3 separate regions of the Mus musculus genome follow, and all the other regions are linked to region 1. A link is a loop called in an ENCODE intact Hi-C map of the cell type or tissue named here. Cell type or tissue: gastrocnemius. All regions are shown on one strand.

Region 1 (8,000 bases):
AAGGAGCTAGAGGACCCTGTGTAGGGTTCATCCTGGGATGTGGGAACCAGAGGCAAGACTCAGCATCTGGTGTGATTCCGTTTGTTCCCCCTGAGGTCCTTGTACCTCCCAGGCACCCTAACCGTACTAATGAAATAGATGCTATAAGTATTATTTTTTGTACTTGAGGCATGTCTCAGGATTATGGAATCAACTAATACTAAACAGACAGGTGTGCCCTCCCCATTGCAGTTTCTTATTCCAAAATAGGACATAATAGCAACATCTTAATATCTTTGAAGAAAACGTTAAAAAAAAAAAGACAAAGAAATTTGTTTTCTTTTTTAAAAATCAAATATTAGTCTTTTTATTAAATACTGTTAAACTTGTTTTTGGATCAAGGAATTCAAATCTTTTAAATTTTCCTATGTAGTGAACCCGTTCTTTGTGGAAAGGATTTAATGACACAGAACAGGAGCTCTTTTCTCCTTAGGGCAGTGCCTCTTTCTTCTTCCTCTTTCATTTCCTGTGCAGCAGTAGACTACCCAGATAAATAAGGTTGAAGTCAGACAGCAGCCAAAGAAGAAAAGATACAGCCACCACCTGCTTCTTGCCACGTTGGCTACTGCACATGAGCTGCAATCTGCCTGATCCACCTCCTCGTCACTATGTATTCCTGGGAAAGCAATATGCTCAGATGCTTTGATACATAGCAGCACAGTGGACACAGACTCACGTGTTGGATCTGGGTGAGAACCCTGGAAAGAAGCACCATGCTGTTACTCACTGGTTCTCCCGCGGCAAAACTTGCTCCAGAGACCCTCTTTGGCAAGGGCCACTCACCTATATAGGCCTCCCTGGAATAACAACTCCCCTACACTATGATCAGAGATCAAAGGACTTATACCACACAAACTTTTTCCCAGGTCTGTCCTCCACCCAACAAGCACACAGGGTCACTATACTGGAAATTTGCATTTAAGTAGAAATGCTTTCAGTCTCCCAGAGCACTTTATGTTTCTCCTCCTAGGTATAAGGTCTCTAGTATGCACAGTCATTACACACTCAGTGTTGTAGTACAGCTATCTCTTTACCTCAGAACTGGAAAGTCCTGTAGATAACCTTAGGTCAAATTCAAGTAGGAGAAACAAAGCAAAGGGAGGCCATGGATTTGAAAGCAAAGAGGTTATATAGAGGGTCAGGAGAGATGAAAGCGAAAGACCAAATGAAGTAATTATAATCTCAAAAATAAATTTTAAAACATGGTATCAGGCTTTATGGTTCCATGTTCTCAAGAGAATAACAATTTATATTGGAGGCAAACAGAGGATTAACTCATACTTTTTATCCCATTCTCATCCAGAAAACAAATATCAAAAAACAAAAACAAAAACAAAAAAACCCAAAAAACCAACCAGTTAGGCAGGGCCACAAAAATTTGCCCAGCTCTTCTGTTCTCCTTGAACTAGTGTAACTACATAATTTGGTTGCTAAAAGGAAATTCACTTTTTAACTATATTTTTGGTTGCTGTGGTCTGTGCATCCCAATTGAACACTAATCAGATCATTTATCAATCACCTGAAGTTTATTAGCTAACTGTTCACTGGTAACTTCAAGTGTAGACAAAAATTGGAAACCTTTTAACATCCTTCTGGGCACCTCCCCTCTGTTTGCAAATGCAGAAGTCATGATCAGGGCATAGTTCCCTCTACATTTGCAACACCCAATAAAAGGCTGGGCTCTATTAAGCCATGAATCCCCTTGCCTCTCTTTTCTTTTCGGACCTGCATACCTGTATTCCCAGCACTACTGTGGTAGAGGCAGATTTGGGTTTTAAATTCAATTCTCAGTTGACATAGGGCCAGGCAAGCCTGGGATACATGATGTATTTCTCTCAAATAAATTAACAACTATTTGAGAAACATCAAGTCAAATTCTTAATTACTGGGAATCCTTCAAAAATAGAAGCAAATAGAAACCAGAGTAGTGATCTATACACAAAAAAATGAAATTTAAAAGGTGTTACTTTGGTGGTTTGAGTGAGAGTGGCCCTCATGCGCCCTTATGATTGAATAATTGGTCATCAGAGAGTGACTCTCTGATTGAGTGGGATTAGGAAGGGTGGCCTCCTCGGAGTAGGGACGGTCTTGTTGGAAGAAAATTGTCACTGGAGGTAGGCTTTGAGGTTTCAGGATCCAAACCAGACCCAGTGGCTTTCTCTTTTCTTGCTATCTGCTATCCAGATGTAGAATTCAAATACTTTTCCAAGACCATGTCTGCCTGCATGCCACCATGCTCCCACCATGATGACAATGGACTGCATCTTTGAAACTGCAAACAAGCCCCTAATAAATGCTTTCCTTTAGAAGAGACTCTGTGGTCATGTTTTCTCTTCACAGTGTTAGCACACTGAGACAGGTTGGCATTTCGATTTATTTTACTAAAAGGACAGTTAGCTACAGTGATGTTGAAATAGAGTGGGCACTTCTCAGGAAGAGGAAATGCTATTAACAAGAGACTGTATGAGCTTGCCTTGTATAAAATGTTCATTGACGAGTGCTGGATGCTGACACACATGTTATACCAAATGTCCTGTGTCTTAATGCTCTCACCATTGCTACACTTACCAGCATAAGAGTGTTGCCTAATTAGAAATACCAGGGCTCAAGCTAACCTTCAGAAATTGTACTCCCCCAATTCAGTTTTCCTTCATTCTTAAGGCATAAGTTAACCCATCCTGGGAAAGTACAGAAAGTCGTTTATCTTGCCTTATCACATCCTTTATAACATAGACCCCTTCAGTTTAAAGCCTTAAAATAAGGTGGTGGCGCATGCCTTTAATCCCAGCACTTGGGAGGCAGAGGCAGGCAGATTTCTGAGTTTGAGGCTAGCCTGGTCTACAGTGTGAGTTCCAGGACAGCCAGGGCTGAAACCCTGTCTCAAAAAACAAAACAAAACAAAACAAAACAAAACAAAAAAGAAAGAAAGAAATTAATAAAATGAACGGTTTTTTGTTTGTTTTTGTTGCATGGATTATTTTATTGTAAATAAAATGCTCTTAAAGCAAGAATTATATAATATTAAAAGAAATCACACAGAGGAAAGTATTTATATAAAATTAATACAGAAATATATTAAGTTTAGAAAGTGTTAAGAGAGAAATAAATAAACATAGAAGATCAGCTCTCCAGAGAAAGGAGAAAAAGAAATAAATTGCAGTCTCCTAAGGAAGGAGAGAAAAAGAACTAAAGTGAAGTCTCCAAAGAGAGGAGAAAATTATAGGTATTAAGGAGAAGTGTTTTCCATGTTAAAAAATGAAAAATTCTATAGAAGAGAACATTTGGACCCCCTATAGTTTTGTTTGGCTGTCAACATACAAATAGTTATTTTTTCAGTTACGATCACAATTTTATATATCATTTTAAGAGTAATCAGAAGAAAGGAGACTTAGATAAGGAAAAGAAGGAAAATCAAATGCAAGATTGGAGGTGATAGAAAAGAAAATGGAAAATCCTTTGATTCAGAGTAAAGGGGCTTCAGAGGAATCAAATATAATGCCTGTGGTGCCACCTGGTGACAAAATTGCAGAATGGCAGCCTATTATTAAATTTATTATGTTGAATTAAGAATCCAGATTCTTACTGCTGCTACCTTAAAGCTATGTCATACAGTAGATCGTATATTTCACTTTGTACAATTTGAAAACAAAAATGTACATGTGTTGATATAAGTTGATATATGTTCAGAATTCCAAGGGGCTTCTGCCTTGAGTTCTGAAAAGAATGATTCTGGTTTACACATTTATTGGATGTTCTGGCTGTTATGGGAATACTGACGCAAATCAAGACTGACAATGCTGCGGCATATTTCTCTAGTAAAATGAAGTGATTTTTAAATATTATGATATAAAACATATTCCAGATATTCCACACAATCCTATATGACAAGTAGTTATAGATCTAATTGTACTTTAAACAAGATGGTTAACAAACAAAAAGGGATAACAAAGACCCCACTGAGCTAGATTACATAGTTCTTTATTAACTTTAAGTTTTTTGAATGGTAATGAATAAACAGCTGCTGAGAGACACTGCATTTTTGAGAAAAACTGCTGAGCTAAATCAGCCTGTTTATGTAAGGATGCACTTAGCACAGAATGAAAGGAAGAAAATATGTTACATTGGGGAAGAGGTTTGTCTGTGTCTCAACAGGGGAAGAAAAGCTGTGGATTTCATCCAAATTAATAAATATCATATCTGTCTATGGGAGACCCCCTGAAGATTTTTGGCTGCCGACAGGAAGAAAGGAAGGAAGGAAAGAAAGAAGGAAGGAAGGAAGGAAAGAAAGAAGGAAGGAAGGAAGGAAGGAAGGAAGGAAGGAAGGAAAGAAAGAAGGAAGGAAGGAAGGAAGAAAGAAGCACAGAATGGGCAAAGTATATGCTGGTCTCTCTGTATGGGAACAGCTCTGAGATTGGCTGAGACATGGAAATGTCTCCAGTTAGAACCTCAACTCATCGTAGCCAATAAGTCTCATTGACTACAGAATCCGCGAGACTTATCCAAATGGCATGGATAAGAATTTACTGCAGTTTGGTTATACAATCCAAACTAAGTTACAAAAGATATTTAAAGATAACTTACCTGCTCAAACAGAGAGCAGAGAATCCTCTTTAGCTGATTGTTCACACCCCACATTCCATACCTATGTTAATGCAGAATGGATTATTGCTTATGAAACATTACATGCTTACAGACACCAGTGAAGTTCTAGTGGCTGTGACAACATTCACATGTGAGGATGCTGAGAAAGGTGCTTAGATCTTGAGACATATTTATCCCAGCATCCAGCTTTATATAACCTCAGACTACCTCAATAGCTGTTTCAGCAAAACTTGCTTCCAGCACAGCTCAAAACTGCTGAGTCCAGTTGGTACAGGTTTATAGACTGTTTCAATTAGGACTTCATGTAAGCACTGCAGTTTCCCATCACATAGACACACTGGGTCTGTGTGATGGGAAAGATGGCCGGGTAGATGGTTTTTGTTTGTAGGGTGATGGATATTTGTCATCATTTGAATGGGGTTGGTTACAAATTGTTAATGGTCTTGGTAAGAGAAGAAACAAAGTACGGGAGGTTGGTTTCAAGGATTTCTTTTTCTATTTCTTTTTCTTTCCTTTATCATTCTTTCTCTCCTATTTAGAGTTAGGCAAAAGTGGAAAAAGGGATAAGGAAAAAGGGGGGCTATAGGAATAATTAAGTTAAAGGGTAGATTATTGTATCTACTTTTAGACCAAAGAACATTAATAAGCCAAGTAATTTACAATATTCTTTGTATATTGATAGGGTAAGGTTATATTTTATTACAACATACATGTTTCAACTCTTGTTTAAGATATTGTACCTTAGTAATTATTAAAAATGCAACGTTAAGTTCTAGTCCTTTTGAAAATTGCTTTACAAATTGTTTAGCATAGTTAAGAAATGTAAGTTAGAGCCAGGCATGGTGGCACATGTCTTTAATCCCAGCACTTGGGAGGCAGGTGGATTTCTGAATTTGAGGCTAGCCTGGTCTACAAAGTGAGTTCCAGGACAGTCAAGGCTATACAGAGAGACCTTGTCTTGAAAAACCAAAAAAAAAAAGTCAGTCAATCAAACTTACTGATCATGTTTGAGGCTAGCTTAATTAATTACAGAAATGTTTTCTAGGTTGAACAGATAGTACATAGCTAGAAACAAGCAATGTTTGCCATTCAAATATACTAGAGATAGACAGTCTTCAAAAACTTCAGAGATCCACAGAATACAGCATTTAAAGATGTTCTATTAATAAAAGGCATTTCTGACAATGAGACAGGTCAGCTCCTGGCAGCACCCCATTCTACTTCAAAGATGATAAGCATCAAAGATCCACCAAATAGAGTTTTCTTTAAAAGGGGGCAAGCTAGCTATTGAGCAAGAAATTGCCCTTGCTTCAACTAATGACAGCATGCTGTCCAGGCTGGACAGATGAGAATGAGGGAAGTTGACTGCCAGCTTTGCCAGAACAAGGTAAGCAGTCCATAATAATTCCTGCTTCATAGAAAAGTCTATCAGATATTTTAGGCCAGAAGAATGAAGATGATGTTCCAACATTCCAGAAGTATCTTGGGTGACTGTCCATGTAGCCAGGAGCCTCTGTCATCTCTGTAGTTTTGGAAGCTGCTTGCTCAGCACTTCCTGTTTACTCAGTTAGTGTTTATCCTTCCCAGGTCTCTGATGGGGTAGAAGACTACATAGTTATAATCTCACAATTAAGCTTAAGACGTTTAGGATTTAAGAAAATGTTTTAAGGTGTAATAAGATATTTTAAGTTGGTAAGAAAAAGTTATGATAGCACATGATTTAGGTACAGAACTGTAACTCACCAAGATAGGATAGATAGTAGAGAACTTTTTCCAAGGTTGCCAAATGCATGTGGACTAGGATATAAACATAATTTTTACCTGATAGTTTTCATAATTGTTCTTATTATATTTAGTTTATTGATGTTAGACAAAGAGCCTTTTATTGGACTAAAAAGGGAAGATGTAGAGAAAATCTCTTGTGAAATATGTGGAAATACCACCTGTCAATAAAATGCTGATGTCCAGTAAGCTGAGGCAGGATTAGAAGGTTAGATATGGAGAGAGAGAGAAAGAGAGAGAGAGAGAGAGGAGAGAGAGAGATGTGGGGATGTTGGAAGATAGTTAGGAGAGGTAATTAGCCAGCCATGTGGAAGAGATAGAGTAGGTCATATAAGTTATGAGCTAGTTGGGGGATGAGCTAAAGCTTATGGCCGAGGCATTTCTCTATAAGTAATTAATTCTCAGAATCATTATTCTGGGAACAAAGAGGCCAGCTACACTAAGGGTCTGACATCCCCATAAATTTGAGATGAAAATCACTGATTACTTATAAGAGATTATTTCAAGGCTTAGAGGCCATCATCACTCCAGGGTAAATGCCAGGTGCAATGGGGTTTCTAAAATTCTGCCACAATGTCAGAAAGCCAAAACTAATGCAAGATCGTTTTACCCAACTTTTCTTTTTGGGCAGCTTAAACATGCCATCCAATAGCATCCCACTCAATGCACTCTCAAGGAGCATGGGTCTCTATAGAATTCTTGGCCATGATCTTACTGGCTATCTTCATGTTCACAAGTAAGATAGTATAAATAAACATAACCTTATGCTGTGAGACTGACATGCTCGATGTGTTGGAATATGAATGAACGTACTTGACCCCTGCAGGGTCATCTTGGAATGAAAAGGTATCTTCAGCCACCCATCACCTTTTGCTTTCCAGTCTTTTTATTGATTGCTTAAAAGTTGTAACAAAAGTCCCACTGTATCTCAGCCTCTGCAGGGGCTATCAACAACTGTCCAGCCATTTCTATAATCACCATTAGTATGTGGCTCCACATGCTATTTTTCAAGTTCAGGTAGAAATGAGTAGCGCTGATGTGATGGTTTGTATATGCTCAGCCCAGGGAGTGGCACTATTAGAAGTTGTGGTCTTGTTGGAATAAGTGTGTCACTGTGGTTGTGGGCTATAAGACCCCCACTCTAGTTGCCTGGAAGTCAGTATTTTGCTAGCAGCCTTCAGATGAAGATGTAGAACTGTCAGCTCTGCCTGCACCATGCCTGGCTGGACACTGCCATGCTCGTGCCTTGATGATAATAGACTGAACCTCTGAACCTGTAAGCCAGCCCCAATTAAATGTTGTCCTTTATAAGACTTGGATTGGTCATGGTGTCTGTTCACAGCAGTAAAACCCTAACTAAGACATCTGGACATCTAGATCACCTGAGTCCCAGAAATTATATAGTATGCCAGATTGAACATGCCAGCCAGAACATGCCAGTCTAGTATTAGTGTGGGTTTCACGAACCCTTCACGGAAGGCCTGCAAGCAGGACACAGGATTCCTCACTGAAGCAGTGGAGTAGAGCAGTGAAATAGCGCAGGGATTCTTCATGCCACCGATACTGCTCCTGTCTGC
Region 2 (8,000 bases), 670 kb before region 1:
GATTGCCCCAGACCTGGAGTGGGTGGCTCTATCCTCCCCACACAGAGACAGAGAACCTGAACTGGAGGAGGGAGGCCATCGGGGGCAGGCTGCTTGTCCCAATGTAGAAGTCATTGAGAAGAGGGGTGGATGACAGACTGGTGTGCCCTCCAGGCCCCCTTTCATTCTTAAACACGTCAAGTTGCCCTCAAACAAATGGTGCAGGTCCACCCCCATCCCAGCACACCCCCAAAGCACTGTATACCAGTGGGTATGACCAGGAGACACATTACAGTAGCCTGGGCATTGACCTGAACACATGTGACTAAGACAGAACCACAAAGCTCTGTCCTGTCCATGGCCTCGGACATGGCACATCCCCTTTGCTGCCTGGGCGGGGGGGAGGGGCCCTTCAAGGCCCAGACTCACTGGCTCTGGCTCCAGCCACTCTCTGCCAAACATTCATCACGGGGAATTTTGTGGAAGGAACCCGGGGCTTGCTGTCATGTTCTCAGTCACCATCAGGCAAGGTTCTTGTGTCCTGTCCCTTCTCACCTCGTCTGGGAGGGCCTGCTCAGTGGGCAACTGGCTGGTCCAAGCTCTAGGTGCTGCGGACGCTGGAAATGCTGGACAGCGGCTCTCTCATCCTGAAGCTGAGTGACCGAGAAGTCCGAAAACTGTCCCTGGGCCTCAGGGAGCTGTCAGTGGTGGATGCACCGGAGTGGGCCTCGGTGATCCGGGTCAGGCAGTCTCCTGGACCTCGCAGACCTAGCCAGAGACAGCCGCAGCACAGGAAGGCCAGCACAGCGCGCTGCACCTCACGGCTGCGGAAGGAGTAGATGAGAGGATTAATGGCTGAGTTGAACACGGCCAGGGCCAGGATCCAGTCCATGCCACGCAGGTACTCCTGGGCCCAGACATTAGAACCAAAGATGTCAGCCAGGAGCAGGCCAAACAGGGGACCCCAGCACACCACAAAGGCCACCAAGATCATCAGCACGGTGTTGAGTAGCCTGCGGGACTTGCGGCGGGCAGGAGGACGTGGAGACTTCTGCCCATTGGCTCGGACCACTCTAAAGATGGCCCCGTAGAGGCTCAGGATAGCCACTAGGATGAGGGCGAAGACCACCACACAAAAGAGCACATAGCCCTTGGAGTAGAGGGGCAGCAGGCTGGAGCAGCGTGGGAAGGCGCACACACAGTTCCAGCCCAGCAGGGGCAGCAGGCCCAGGATAGCTGCCAGTAGCCAGCACAGACCGATGCAGCCATACACACGGCTGGTCTTGGTGGCCCCACTCTCAGCCACCCGCACCATGGTGGCGAAGCGCTCGCCGGCCGTGAAGAGCAGACTGAAGGTGGATGCGGCCAAGGCCATGAAGAGCAGGCCCTCCCGCAGGAACCAGTGCACCGGTGACAGCTGGAAGGTACGAGTCCCTGACAGCAGCACGTTGACCACGTAGGCCAGGCCTGTGAGCAGGTCACTCAGTGTGATGTTCAGCAGGCAGTAGTACACCCAGCGGCGGGACCGCATGTAGATGGCGATGGCGGCCAGCACCATGGCGTTCTCCAGCACCACCAGGCAACCTGCGGCCACCGACGGCCCCCTCAGCATCCCTAGCCCTCCACCGTCCTCAGAGCCCCCGCGGCTGGCCAGCCTGCCGCTGTGATTGTAGTGCAGGACAATGAGGAGGCTGTGGCCGCTGGCTGCCAGCCGGTGGCAGGACTCTGGGGTCACCAGCGTGGACCAGGTACTGATGTTCATGGCCTCCCCCGGGGACAGACTGAGAGAGGCCTCCGCAGGGTGGAGTCACTGCCTGGCCTGGGTTTCCTGTTGTTTGAAATTTCCTGTTATGCTCAAGGTGCCCCAGAGTGGGTGGGGGTGAGGCCAGGGCAGGGAGGGGCATCCTGAGCAACTGTGGGTGTGACTCTGGGGGCTCTGAGCTAGAGAGCATGATCTCTCATGGCACCCCACCCAGGACCAAATTTCCCTCTTTGGATGGGAGGCAAGCACTAGATGGGGAGTCACTACTGGACAATGGGCATAGCCTGGCATCCAAGATCCCTCTGCCCACCCCCTTGTGCCCAACTGTTCCAACTGTATGCTTATATATACAGCAGGTGCCTAATAAGTATTTGTCAACTGTACACAGAAAGCGTGCCATAGGCAGAGGCAGGCGGATTTCTGAGTTCGAGGCCAGCCTGGTCTATAAAGTGAGTTCCAGGACAGCCAGGGCTACACAGAGAAACCCTGTCTCGAAAAACCAAAAAAAAAAAAAAAAAGGAAAAGACAGAATGTCATAAATGTTTGTCACTTGTATACACCAGCCAAGCCTTAATCAATGTCATCCAAACACATCAAGTACCACCCATGCATAACAGGTGCTTAATATCTTTTTAGAATTTTTGTTACATTTATTGATTGACTGTGTGTGTCCTTTCATGTGCTGGGGTCAGAGGGCAACTCACAGGAGTCCATTCTCCCCTTCTACCATGTGGGTCCTTAGAGCTTTGCCTCAGGCACCTTTACCCCTGAACTGTTCACTGGTGCTTAATCAGTGTTTGCTGTGTGTACACAGAAGGTGCTTAAAAAATGTGTCACATTGGGTGTAGCAGCACATGCCATTAGTATCAGTTCTTGGAAGGCAGAGGCAGGAGGACCTCTGTAAGTTCCAGGCCAGCCTGGGCTACATAATAGAGACACCCTGTCTAAAAAAAAAATACAAATACCTAATAATAATAATAATAATAATAATAATAATAATAATAAATATGTGCCACCAATACATAGTAGGTGCTTAAAATCACCTATTAAAGAAAAAGTCATCTGCACACACCAGGCGCTTAATAAGATTTTGTTGCCTGTACTAGGGATGCTTCATAGTGCTTGTCAACACACAGCAAACAGCAGGTGTCTAATCAATGTGCAAGGACACCTGTAGCTCCCCTGGCAGTGCCAACTCAGCCTCAGCCTACACAATTGTTCTGTGCTTTGACCCCAGCCTCAACCCCTTCCCTGCACTGAGCCCCAATCCCCAGTCTCAGCTCCTTCCCTGCACTGAGCCCCAATCCCAGCCTCAGCCCCTTCCTGCACTGAGCCCCAACCCTACCTGAGCACAGCTCTTGCTCTGTGCCATGACCCTGAAGAGACTTGATGTCAGACAGTGCACAAACTCTGGCCAGGGCCCCTCTGCACTGACTCCCCAAACCTCTACCCTATACTGAGCCTTTATCCCAGAATGAACCCTGAGCCTGAATAACATAGTCACAGACACAACATAGTGCTGACTAAAGGCCAACTCCAGCCAAGCCCATGACTGGGCCTCATGCACTGAGTTCAAGTGAGTACTGGGGTTCAGCATGAAGGAGGACTGAGCACAGCACCCCAGAATGAGTGCAGACAGAACGGTCACCTGCAGCCTGCTATGGAAGCTGATGTGGTATGAAGCAGGCACCATAACAGAACAGAAGATTACGAACACTTGACCTCCACAGCAGGCACTTAGTCAGTCTTCAAGAACAGCTCTCGCCAGGCGTGGTGGCGCACGCCTTTAATCCCAGCACTTGGGAGGCAAGGGCAGGCAGATTTCTGAGTTCGAGGCCAGCCTGGTCTACAGAGTAAGTTCCAGGACAGCCAGAGCTATACAGAGAAACCCTGTCTCAAAAAAACAAAAACAAAATAAAACAAACCAAAACCAAACCCCCAAAAAAGAACAGCTCTTTGCTCTTTGAGTATGTAACCAAGCTGGGCAAGTACCATCTCCCTGCCCGAAATGCACCCTGAAGACAGCACCAGGGCCCTTGTACAAGACAATACTCTGGGATGCTTCAGGTAGATGCAAAAATGTTGGCAGGCACAAAACAACAGTAGAGTCCAGCTTAGAATTCCTAAGACTCTGGCTGCCATCCCCAGCACCCAGACCAAGCCATTCTGTGTCTCAGAGTGAAGTACTATGCAGCAGTGTAAGGAGATATGTCTAAGGAAGCTGGAGGGAGTTCAGTTAGTAAAGTGCAGCTTACTCTGCATCTGGATTCTCCTGAGAACAGCCAGATCTCTAACTCCAGTGCTTGGAAGGCATGGGCGGGTTGTGGGGTGACTGGGTGACAGGGACACAAAACACAAGCGCAGATGACTCAGCTCTATACCCTAGTCTGTGATGTTTTCTTCAGTCGCTCCCTGGGTCTCTCACCGAACCTGGGGCTTGTTGATGAGCAGGGCAGTTGCCAACTCCTGCATTTTACCCTCCGAGCCACTCCAACCCCCTACTCCATTCTGTGCCTAGATTTGACATTGTCTCTGTGAGTCAATACCCTGGCCCTGGCCCCTGCCAGGCTCACAGTGAGAACACTGAGCTGTAATTTAGGACATGAAACTTGCAATCCTCCTGCCTCAGCGCCTGAGAGCTGAGATATTTCTCTCTTCCTCAGTTCCCTGATTGTTTGTTTTTAAATTACATTTATTTATCTGTGTGGGTAGGTGTGTCACCACCATGCACGCCTGAGGAGATAGAGAACTTCTCCTAGGACTCCGCTCCCTCTCTCTGTCCACTGAACAGGTCCTGAAGTCCAGTTGTCAGGCTTGGTGGCAAGGCACTCTCACCAGCCATCTTGCCGACCTCGGTTTCCCCTTTGGTAAGATGAAATGGTCCCCACAGGAAGATGTGAACAGGGCCCCTGGGAAGTCACAAGGTCCCGGACAGTTCTATCCGGTTTTGTTTGTTTTTGAAAACATGGTCCTGGAACTCACAGAAATCCTCCTGCCTCTGCCTCCGGAGCGCTGGGGTTAAAGACCCGGCTCATGTCCTTTCTCCAACAACTAGAAGAAGGGCGAGGGAATAAATTACAGGGGAGCTGGGCTTGGGGGCCCAGTAGGAAGCAGGGACTCTCTCCCTGTGGGCTGGCTTCCCCACTTGGCAGCTCCTGGACCTGCAGTTCCACGCGCGGCCACCAGGGGGAGGTATGTCCTCGCCACGACCGCGTCGCGCTTGGGGTTCCCTGTCCCGCGTCACAGCAGGTTGATCTCGTCCAGGTACCGGGCCAGCACCGAGTCCCGCACGTCCTTGAACACGCTGCGGACGCTTTGCGTGTCCGTGGCACAGGTGAAGTGTGCGAAGAAGCGGCGCGCGCGGGAGCCTTTCCTGCCACCGTCCTGGGGCTCTGCGCAGCTCGCGTACACGCGCGCATACATGTCCAAGATGAAGCTCTTGGCGGCCTCTGCGTCTCGCCGGGGTCCTGCAGAGAGGGAGAGGGGTTGAGTGGGCTCCCTTTTATAGCCCAGGCTGGCCGCAAACTCCCTACATAGCCCGGGATTACCCTGGTTTCCCTAAATAGCCCAGGCTGCCCTCCAGGTCAGTCTGTAGCCCTGGCTGACTTTGAACTCTTGATCTCCTCAGAGCTGGATGATGGGTGAGCGGCATCAAGCCTGGTTTGTGTAGTGCTGGGGATTCAACTCAGGTCTTTGTGACAGCTCTGGGGATCCTTCACTAGGCGGGGATGGGGGCGCAGAGCCACTCAGGCCATCCTTACTGAAGACAGGCGCCATGTGTGTCAGTCCCTGAAATGGCGCTGTCAGGCTCAGCTTGAGGACTCAAGTGCTAAGATGGGAGAGGCCGCCCGCAGTGGGAACTCTGTGGGCTCGAATCCTGCTTCCAGGACAAAGGCAATGGCTCAGAGGATAAGAGTGCTTGCTGCCAAGCCTGGGAACCTGAGTTCGAATCCCTAGCATTCAAGAAAAACAGGAGTGTGCCTATGCATGTGCCTATAACTTCAGTTCTGGGAGTAGGGGTATGGAAGCAGGGACTCCGGAAGGAGGCAAAAATGGACAGAGTAGGACTCAGGCAGCCTCCATGTGTCCCACGCCTGCTTCAATTCCTCTCTGGCTCAACTGCCAGCCAGTGGCTGCCCCTCTCTGTGCCTCGATTTCTCCATCTCTGCAATGGGCACATCCTGCTCTATGGACGTGCTTTCTTTTTCTTTGAATCTGACCAGAGTGCCATGAGTTTTCCTTTGTGTTACTTTCTCTGTGTGTGGTTGGGTGCATGGATGTGTGTACACTCAGGTGCAGGGCAGAGGGATGCCTTGGCTGTGGTTCTTTTCTGAGTCAGAGCCTCACAGAACTTGGAGCTCACTAATTGGCTAGGCAGTATACCTGGTGATGCTGGAGGGATCCTCCTGGATCAGCCCAACACCATGCCAACTGAACTATTTGTGATGAACCCAGGTCCCTATGCTTGCATGTGCCACACCCTTTACTCACTGAGCCAAGAGCAATGCCTCTTCAGATTCAAGGTTTCAATCTTTTGTTTCCCTATGACGGGGTATCTCTGTGTAGTCCTGGCTTTTCTGGAACTCACACTTTAGACCAGGCTGGTCTTGAACTCACAGATCCTCCTTCATCTGTCTACTGAGTGCTGGGATAAAAGGTGTGTGCCACCACTCCCTGAGTTTAAGTTGTTTCCTGGCAATATTGGGAATAGAGACCAGGGTCTCTCACTTGCTAGGCAAGCACCCTGCTGTTGAGCCACATCCTTAGGTATTTTTAGACTTTTAAAGCAAGTAACTAGGAAAAAATTGTCAGTTTGGGCTTTGTTTCCAGTGACATGGCTAAATGCACCAAGAAGATAGGGCTTGTCAGAAATACGGGACCTGCTATGGTGCCTCCCTCCGGAAAATGGTGAAGAAAATTGAAATCAGCCAGCACTCCAAGTAAACTTGCTCCTTCTGGGATAAGACCAAGATGAAGAGATGAGCTTTTGGCATCTGGCATTGAGGTTCCTGCATGAAAACAGTGGCCAGCGGGTGCCTGGATCTACAACACCACCTCTGCAGTCACAGTGAAGTCTGCCATCAGAAAACCGAAGTAACTGAAAGACCATAGAAGCCCTAACGTCTGAGACTCGCCTAGCCCACAATAAATGGGTTAATTTACATAACAAAAAGGAAAGAAAGAGAGAGAGAGAGAGAGAAAGAGGGAAAGAAAGAAAGAAAGAAAGAAAGAAAGAAAGAAGGAAGGAAGGAAGGAAAGAAAGAAAGAAAGAAAGAAAGAAAGAAAGAAAGAAAGAAAGAAAGAAAGGAAGAAAGGAAGGAAAGGAAAGAAAAAGAAAAAATTGTCAGAGAACACAAAACACGGGAGGAAATGTCAGCGGTAAATAAGGTTTTTGGATCTGTCCATGGTGTTTGAATGAGCGCTGTCCCCACAGGCTGGTGTGTTGATGCTTGGTCCCCAGTTTGTGGACCTGTTTGGAGAGGATGAGGAGGTATGGCCTTCTTGGAGGAGGTGTGGCCTGGTTGTAAATGTGTGGCTCTATTTTAGGAGGTGTGGTCTTGTTGTGGGGGCGTGGTCTTTTGTAGGGGTGTGGCCTAGTTGGAAGAGGTGTGTCACTGGGGATTCCAAGGCCATCAGTTGCCAGGTTTCGTCTCCTTCTCTCTCTGCCTGCTTCTGACAGTCGCTCTGGGTGTGGAGCTCTCCACTACTGCTCAGCGCCGTGCTTGTCCTCTTCCCGCCATGATGGTTACAGACTAACCCTCTGAGTTTCGGAGGTAAACGAACCAGTGATAAAACACTTCCTTTACCCGAGTTGCTGTGGTCATGGAATAGATCAGTGACTGAAGCACTGTGCCAGCCCGATGGTGTAAACAGTCCGTCCAAACCACCCATTTCCTCCGCCCAGCCTCTTGAGGCCACAGCCTGGTTCTCGAGATGTCTCAGCTAAGACAGGGCTGGGACAGCATAGCAGGGCTTTTAGAAGCTCTCAGCTGCAATAAAGCCAGTGTCAAATTCCCATAGCAGAGGTCACCAGAGTTGAATGTGAGTGACATTTGACCTGGCATCAAGCATGGATTGTTGAAGGGGCTGAGACAAAAGTCTCCCCCAGAATCTTATCTGCCCAGCATTGTAGATCATTGCCTGATTCCCAGTGGGTGTTTCATGCTCACCAGTTTTGGATCTCAGGTCTCCTAAGTTGGCAGGAAACTCAGTTCTGTTGGTTTAGGGCCCTGGGCACTGTCCTCTGCCCCAGCAGCCA
Region 3 (8,000 bases), 530 kb before region 1:
CGTCCCCAGTGCTATGCACCACTCACTGTCCCCTGACCTACAGGAAGAGACAGACCTCTATGTACAGAGTTCTGTCATGGCCCCTATCCAGGATCTGTCCCTGCTCAGTGGCAGTGACACGAACACCAGCAGTCCTGCACACTAGGGACAGTGGATCTGGGACAGGTGACTGAGGACTGGGGTTGCTAAGGGCTGCTTCAGGCAGAGCAAGAGCGGGCCTGGCCACTTTCCACATTCCTGCCCTGGGTCTGCTGTGTCTCAGGCTTCATGGAGAATAGAAAATGACATAGAAGCCGACAGAGCCAGGGAAAGTATAAAGTACCAACAGCGAACCGTACGATCTAGAGTAAGTGGGAAGACACGGGGTCCTTCACAGTATGGAGGAGGCAGGGGAGCTGAGGCTGCTGACAGCAGCGGGTGGTCACATTGTATCCCCGAAGTGGATCCTGGCCCTGTACCCATGTGCTACACCCCCTCTGCCCATACCAGAACTCAGTGTCAAGCCATGAGAAACAAGGAGCCCCCAAGAAGAGGAAGGCACCCCAGCCTCCAGCCAGCACACCAGTTCCTGTAAGAGTTGGGGGGAGCCTGTGGCAAGGTGGGATTCTGCTAGCTCTAGAGACTTTACCTAAAGTGGTGTCCCCTGATGGGGAGGGGACAGGACGATCGGGATGCTTATGAGGAGATTGTACGCCTGAGACAAGAGAGAGGCCGGCTCCTGCAAAAGATCAGGGGCCTGGAACAGCACAAGGAACGGAGGAGGAAGGAGGTTAGGAGGCTGCAGCCCTGCAGTCTGGAGCAATTCCCTGGGATATCATACCACCTACCTTCCTATCCTTCCTTCACCCTTTCTTCCCCACTGTCCCTTTGCTCCTGACATGCAGCCCCCTCACTGGCCTTTCAACAATGCAGGCTCTGTTCAGCCCTAGGGCCTTTGCCCATGGTGTCTGCAGTACAGAATTGCTGTCTCTCCAGCTGTCCCCAAGGCTCCCTTTCTCCAACATCTCCCCTGCCACCATATTTGAAATTGTATGCTTCTTTCATTTCACCAGAGCACTCTACCACTCAAAGGCATGCTCGTGAGGGCAGGCTTGCCCATAAGGGCAGGCTCAGGTGAAAGTGCTGAGCTCAGAGTGGATGAATACTGGATGAGGAGTGGCCCACGGTGAGGAATGAGTGAACGCATGCATGCATGAATGAATGAATGGCCCTGCACAGGATCTGCTACACAGCAGGCAATGTACCTAAGCGCCCTGGGTGAAAGAACAGAATGGGGTCTGACAGTGTGAAGGATCGGTCAGAGTGGCACATAGTAGGTGCTCAGTGTACATGGAAAAAAGCCATGGCTACCAGACACTAGGTGGTAGGTGGCTGTCCAGTCCCAACCACTTCTACCTGCAGCCCCTGGAGGCGGAGGCCAGCTCAGTGCACAGCCTGGAGAGACAGGTAGGTGAGGAGGGCACAGCCAGTGTTTGGGAGGGTCCAGTGTCCTGAAGTCCTCAAGTGCTGACCTAGGCCTCTGTAGGTGCAGGAGCTGCAACAGATGCTGGCGGAGAAGCAGGAGGAGAAGGAGAGCCTGGGCCGGGAGGTGGAGAGCCTGCAGAGCCGTCTGTCCCTGCTGGAGGTGGGTGGGGCTTGGGAGTGCAGAGCCACAGAAGGAAGGTCCCTAGGGATTAGGGCGTTGCCTTAGGGGCAGGGCAAGAGGCTGGGTGGGGTGGAGCTTGGAATGGCCAAAGAGATGTAAGGAAAAGCAGGGAGTGAATGTGGAAAGAGGCTTTCATCAAAGTGTGTCCTGCCAGTGTTGGGAGGGGTAAGGGGTGGGGTCCCAGCATGGGTGAGGAGTGTGGTAGAGTGTGGCCAACTCTGACATGCCAGAACTTCACCTATGCACCATGGTGCATCCATAATGTCCCAGCCACACATGACTTCCATAAAAATCACACACTTATCAAGACTTCTGCAAACACACGCACCCATGCAAAGATTCTAGCCCCTCTGACACACACATCACAATCACACGTGCCCCAAACATATAAATATACCAGTCACACACAGGCCACAGCCCTCACACAGACACAGACACCCACACACTGCTCAGAGTGTGCAATTAGAGTTGGTGATATAGACCAGTCAATAAAGAGGTTGCTGCCAACCCTACTGACCTGAGTCCACTCCCCACATGACAGAAGGAGAGAACCAATTCTTCTGACTGCTGACTTGTACTGTGGCGTGTGTGCACATCCTGCAGGCACACACAGAATAAGTGTGATAAAATGTCCCTCCAAGCACACCATGGCACAGACATACACAGAGATGAGCATGTATTTGGGGATGTGCTGGGATTCAAGCCCAGAGCCAGACTCTGGCCAGAACATCCCTCAGTGATGAGTGCTTGCCTAGCATGTGTGAAGGCCCTGGTCCATACCTGCATCTCACTAGAAGGTGGAAGGGCCATTTGGGTGCTCAGCAGACACAGACACAGCCAGTTTGGAGCTGACCCCCAATCCCGCTGTTGTGTGGATATATGGACATTGTCAGTTTGGGAGGACCTAAAGTCTCTTGTCAGTAAGGAGCAGGGTCTGAAGGTCTACTTTGTGCTGGACTCCTAGAATGAGAGAGAAAACACAAGCTATGATGTAGCTACCCTGCAGGATGAGGAGGGTGAGATGCCTGACTTCCCAGGTGAGATCTGCCCCTCCACACACACACACACACCCTCCCTGCTGCCTACCCGGGATTCTGAGGGGTGGATGGCCATGTGGACACAAAACCACGACCATGGCCTTCCATGGAGGAGGCACATGATGCCAGAAGGGCACAGACACTATGATCCCCACCTGCCTGAGGCAATGCACCTCCCCACTGAGCAGTTCCTGACTGTCCCTCATGGCATGTGTCCCCAGCCTGACTCTGTGCTGTTCTCAACCTTGTCAGGAGCTGATGCACTGATGCCAAAGAACCAGAGTCCATCAGCAGAGGAAATAGTTGCTTCCCTACAGGAGCAGGTGGCTCAGCTCACCAGGCAGAACCAGGAGCTGCTGGAAAAGGTCCAGGTGGGGAAACTGAGGCAGTGGACATCTCTGCAGACCTCGGGGTGGGCAGGGAACATGGTGAGCCCACCTCTTAGCCTGCCTGCCTCCCCACCCCCAGATCCTTGAGGAGTTTGAAAAGGATGAGGCGCAGATGGCAGAAGAAAGTCAGGCCGAGGTCGTCCCCCTGGTCTTGTATGAATCCTTACGGGCAGAGCTTGAGCAGCTTCGGAGGCAATACACAGAGGCCATGCATTCGCAGCAGCAGCAGCAGGAGGGGGAGCCACCCAGGGCTCAAGAAGGAGAAGAGACAGCATACCAGGAAATCAAGGATAAGGGAATCACTATCCAGAATGGACCCAGCGTCCCAGACCTCAACGGCACCACATATGCAGAAACCAAAGCAAATGGAATGGAACTCCAAGCAGGAGGCTCCAAGGGTGTCTGGAATACTGAAGCAGGGGTTTCAGAAGCAGCACCCATAGAACCCGAGGCTGCAGGTTCAGAGGCCACGGGGAAAGACAGACTGGCAGCCAAGGAAATGGACACTAGTGCTACTATGGCTGAGGCCCTAAATGTGAAAGCTCTAGGTGACAATGCCGAAAGTGAGCCAGTGGCTGCCGAAGATACAGGAGGAAAAGAGAATCCAGGAATGAAAGCTGATGAGGTGGATGTGTTGGCACAGGCAGGGCTCACAGGTACAGTGATTAGAAACATGGAGGCCATCGGAGTGCGGGATACAGGAATTCAGGCCACAGGATTAGAGGCTAAGGCAGTGAAGACCACTGGAGTGCAGGCCACAGTGGCGGAGGTCATAGGAGTGAAGGTCACAGGAGTGCAGACCACAGCGATAGAAGCTATAGGAGTCAAGGACACCACCCAGGTGGCCACAGGAGCGCAGGCCGATTGCTGGCAGGCCACGGAGGCAGACTGCACCGGAGCGCAGGACACAGCTATGGAGCCCACGGGGGCACAGGCCACTGTGACAGAGACTACGGAAGCCGAGACCAGCGGCACGGAGGACCCTTGCGCTGCGATCCTGCACCCGGGGGCGGCGGCGGCGGCGCTGCAGGCCGAGCTGGAGACCCGGATCCGCGGTCTGGAGGAGGCGCTACGCAGAAGGGAGCGGGAGGCTGCGGCCGAGTTAGAGGCTGCTCGGGGCCGTTTTGCAGAGGCTGAGGAGGCGGCGCGGGGGCGGAGCCGCGAGCTAGAGGCGCTTCGGGAATTGCTGGCCACGGCCACGGCTACCGGCGAGCGCGCACGCACAGAGGCCGCCGAGTTGCGCCAAGCGCTAGCTGCCTCCGAGGCTCGGGTCGCCGAACTCAGCTCTACCGTGGACGCCGCTCGCGAGGAGCTGGAGCGCATGCGCGGGGCCTCGGTTCCTGCGGACGAGCACGAGCACGCGCTGAGCGCCCTGCGCGACCACGTGACCCGGCTGCAGGCGCAGCTGGCGGACCTGGCGCGCAGGCACGAGAAGACTAGCGCAGAGGTCTTCCAGGTGAGCGCCTGCGCCAGGCTGTCCTTTCAGAGGATTTCCGCGTGGGCCTGGGCGTCTGCGTGAATGTCTATCACATATACGCAGTACTCCGGAGGCCAGAAGAGGGCGTCCGATTTACTGGATGTTGGAGTTACAGACATGAGCCACCGCGTGGGTGTTGGGAACTGAACCCTGGTCTTCTGCAAGAGCAGTGATCTAACCCCCTTTGCTATTTCTCCAGCCCATAGTATTTCTATTTAGTTTTAATTTATTATTTTCTATGTGGTGCACACACATGGCATGGTGGGAAAGTCAGATGGCAGCCTGTGGGACACAGTCCTCTCTTTCTCATGTGGATCCTGAGCACCAACCAAGGCTATTAGGCTTAGCTGCAAGCACCTTTACCCTGAGCCATTCCCGAGCCCCCTGGTCTGTGTGTGTGTGTGTGTGTGTGTGTGTGTGTGTGTGTGTGTGTGTTTTGTTTTGTTTTTATAGCAGAGACTTGTGTGGTTGAGGCTGATTTTGAAAGCCTGATCCTTTAGCGTCTACCTCCCAATTAGAGGGATGATAGGTGTAGCATCAGTAGGACCTGTTTACACAGAGGTGCATGTTGGGCCAGCTCTCTACCCACTGAGTCCCATCTGAGTTGAAAATTTTGTTTTTGCCAACTATATTGTGTGCCCATAGCTTCACAGTGAGGCCCTGTCTCAACAAAACAAAACAAAAAAAGCGAACAAACTTCCTTAGAAGGGATTGTGTGTGTGTGTGAGACAGTTTTCGTTCTTGCTTTGGCCTTGAAGTCACAGTGTAGCTTTGGAACTCCTGATCCTCCTGCCTCAGCTTCCCGAGTATCTGGGTCACAGGCTTGCACCACAAATGAGGCCACCAGGGCACAAAGAGGCCTAACCAGCTGTCCAGGGACAAACAGCCAGTAGCCAGTGGCTCTTGGCAGGACCGGGATGTTACCAGGGTCGGGTGGGAATCAGAACCTTCCTTGAGGTGGAATGGTATCAGTTCAGCATGGAAGGGTGGGAAGAGCCGAAGGATCCAAGCCACTTTGGGGTCTAAATGTCCCGAGAGTCACGCATGGGCTTGGGCCACAGGTGCAGCGTGAGGCATTGTTTATGAAGAGCGAGAGGCACGCAGCCGAGGCCCAGCTGGCCACGGCCGAGCAGCAGCTCCGGGGGCTTCGTACAGAGGCCGAGAGGGCGCGCCAGGCCCAGAGCCGTGCCCAGGAGGCCCTGGACAAAGCCAAGGAGAAGGACAAGAAGGTGGGTTCCCTCCTTGCTCACTGTTGGTGTCCACTAACCCGAGATTACACAAAACTGAAGAACCTCCCAGCCAGCAAGGGCTTGAGAATTTAGCCCATTTCTCACATGTGAAACTGAGTCCCAGAGAAGGAAGAAAGTCTCAGCAGATTCACTTTTGGTGTTGATATGCAATGGTAACCATGGTAACAGATATCCAGCCTGTAACGTGTTCTCTAATTATCCCCATTTGAAGTAATATGCACAGAGAGGTGATACCACTCCGACAAGGTTACATGGCCACGAAATGGGTCATAAGCTGGGATTTGAACCCATTTACATATTTAAAAATGTTTAAAATGACACATATTTATTTATGTTGGACTTGGAGCATGCATGTGTGGTCAGAGGACAACTTGCCTGAATCCATATTGTGCAAGCATGTGGGTCCCAGGGATTAAACTCAGGTAGAGAGACAGGCTTGGCAGCACGTGTCTTTACCCCTGAGCTGTATCATTGGCCCCCAATTGTATCTTTTTGTGTATGCCCCTTGTGTGCATGTGCATGCGTGGAAGTCACAGGTCAATGTTGGGCATCCCATAAAATGAGATAAAAATCCTAAGTTGGCTTTATGGGTTGCTGGGTCTGGCCAGGCAGCCCCAGGCCCTGTTTTTTTTTCCAAGGTGTGCCAACACAGGCCTTAAGATAAGGGGATGCAGGGTGTTTTCTATGAAGAACCAAACCAAAACAAAAAACTGTATTTATTGACCTGGAGGCTCCATAATGTCTGGTCCCTGTTTGCTGTGAACAGACATGGCTGTGTAACAATAAAACTTTATTAATAAGTGTCATATGTGATTTGGAATCCCTTCAGTGGTCACAAAATAGATCTTTCTTTGGATTTCTTTTTCTCCAGATATTTAAAAATATGAGGAACATTTTAAGCCCTGGGCTGTATAAATACAGAGTTTTTTGGAATGTTCTCACAGCATTCGGAATTCTCCTCAAATGAGGGGATTCCTGGACTGTGTTCTGGCAAGCACCAGTGTGGTCAGAGGCTGAGTCAGCTCAGCTCCTGGCTCGAATCAGTGACCCTGTGCCAGGCTGCCCAGGAAAGGTGCCAGAGGTTCCTGGTCCCTGCCTGGCTCGGCATGTTCACTCACAGGGTCCCCTCCCTTTTGCCAGATCACAGACCTGTCCAAAGAAGTCTTTACACTGAAGGAGGCTCTGAAGGTGCAGCAGTCCACCCCAGCCAGCTCCAAGGAGGAGGAGGCTCTGCGCGGCCAGGTGACAGCCCTGCAGCAGCAGATACAGGTACTGGCTCTGTATATGGGGCAGGGGTGATGGGAGCCATAGACAGAGCAATCGGGGTAGAGGTGGGGGTGGCTGGCAGGGTACAGGCTGGGCAGGGGACCTCAGACACTTCCCGAGGCAGTCACTAGCAGCCACTGGACATGGGGTTTTGACTCTGTGGGCGTGTCTCCCTCTAGATGGGCTTCCCTCCCTTTCCATTCCAAGCCCCCTTCTCTCCTTCCCTTCCCTCCTGTTCCCTTCCTCCTTCTCCACCTCTCTTTTGTGGCAGGGTCTCAGGTAGACCAGGCTGACCTCAAATTCACAATGTACACAAGGATGACCTTGTACCTCTGATATCCCCATCTCCCGTGTGTCCACAGGAGGAGGCCCGGGAGCATGGCGCTGTGGTGGCTTTATACCGCACCCATCTCCTGTATGCCATTCAGGTGAGTCCTCTGCCTCCTGACTCCAGTCCAGCTTTATTGATCCCCTGACACTACCTGGGCCTCGGTTTCTCCTTCTGTTCAGAGCCAGCCTCATGGTTTCTGGGAACATCCCTGTGCACTGACTTATTTCTTGGGGGCATTGATACCCTGGGTTTGAATAGACAGATTTGCAAGGGAAAGGGTAGCATCTACCAGAAGCATCAGGGTGTGACTCTGCCTCTGTCATCTCCCACCTCACCAGGGACAGATGGATGAGGATGTACAGTGCATTTTGAGCCAGATTCTGCAGATGCAGCGGCTTCAGGCTCAGGGTCGCTGAGGACACAGCTCAACTGTTCAGTCTCCATCCTTCACCTCTACAAGCAGAAGCCACAGACACCATCTTCCCCAGCTCCCAGGGGATGAACAAGATTCAACACTCAATGGGAGACCAGCCTGGGGCCTTATCGATGGTGGCCAGCTGACCACCCCACACTCCCTATAGTCTGTTCCTCTGATTCCCAGCACT

The links. Peaks named below come from ENCODE experiments on the same cell type or tissue, not always from the same donor. Only the 100,000 strongest peaks of a DNase experiment are listed, where the experiment ranks them.
Region 2: it touches region 1 in a loop (10-fold over the local background); 13 of 42 quality-filtered maps call a loop at or near these places.
Region 3: a loop joins it to region 1, with 2.9 times the contacts of the local background. A loop is called at or near these places in 10 of 42 quality-filtered maps.

Annotation. Positions count from the first base shown.
Region 1 is chr10:82,167,466-82,175,465 of GRCm38, forward strand. No RefSeq gene overlaps it. Among named protein-coding and RNA genes, the nearest start is that of Gm40720, 6.7 kb to the right of the region's middle. In gastrocnemius, a CTCF peak has its summit at 3,547 (motif pointing left); a DNase peak (open chromatin) is centred at 3,549.
Region 2 is chr10:81,497,898-81,505,897 of GRCm38, forward strand. S1pr4 (sphingosine-1-phosphate receptor 4) reads right to left here and starts at 2,240. Exons shown (of 1, transcript NM_010102.2): 1 at 1-2,240. The coding sequence starts at 1,741. The coding sequence ends at 581. It overlaps Gna15 (guanine nucleotide binding protein, alpha 15), which reads right to left. Exons shown (of 7, transcript NM_010304.3): 7 at 4,416-5,208. The coding sequence ends at 4,982. In gastrocnemius, no CTCF peak of the experiment used is centred here; a DNase peak (open chromatin) is centred at 4,935; H3K4me3 peaks cover 2,673 bases; H3K27ac peaks cover 3,262 bases.
Region 3 is chr10:81,639,367-81,647,366 of GRCm38, forward strand. Ankrd24 (ankyrin repeat domain 24) reads left to right here. Exons shown (of 20, transcript NM_001374016.1): 11 at 490-570; 12 at 662-769; 13 at 1,402-1,446; 14 at 1,526-1,624; 15 at 2,610-2,682; 16 at 2,935-3,053; 17 at 3,151-4,527; 18 at 6,939-7,067; 19 at 7,427-7,492; 20 at 7,734-8,000. The coding sequence ends at 7,811. Among named protein-coding and RNA genes, the nearest start is that of Gm10778, 5.7 kb to the right of the region's middle. In gastrocnemius, CTCF peaks have their summits at 4,088 and 4,621 (motif pointing right); DNase peaks (open chromatin) are centred at 4,375 and 6,887; H3K4me3 peaks cover 2,584 bases; H3K27ac peaks cover 2,383 bases.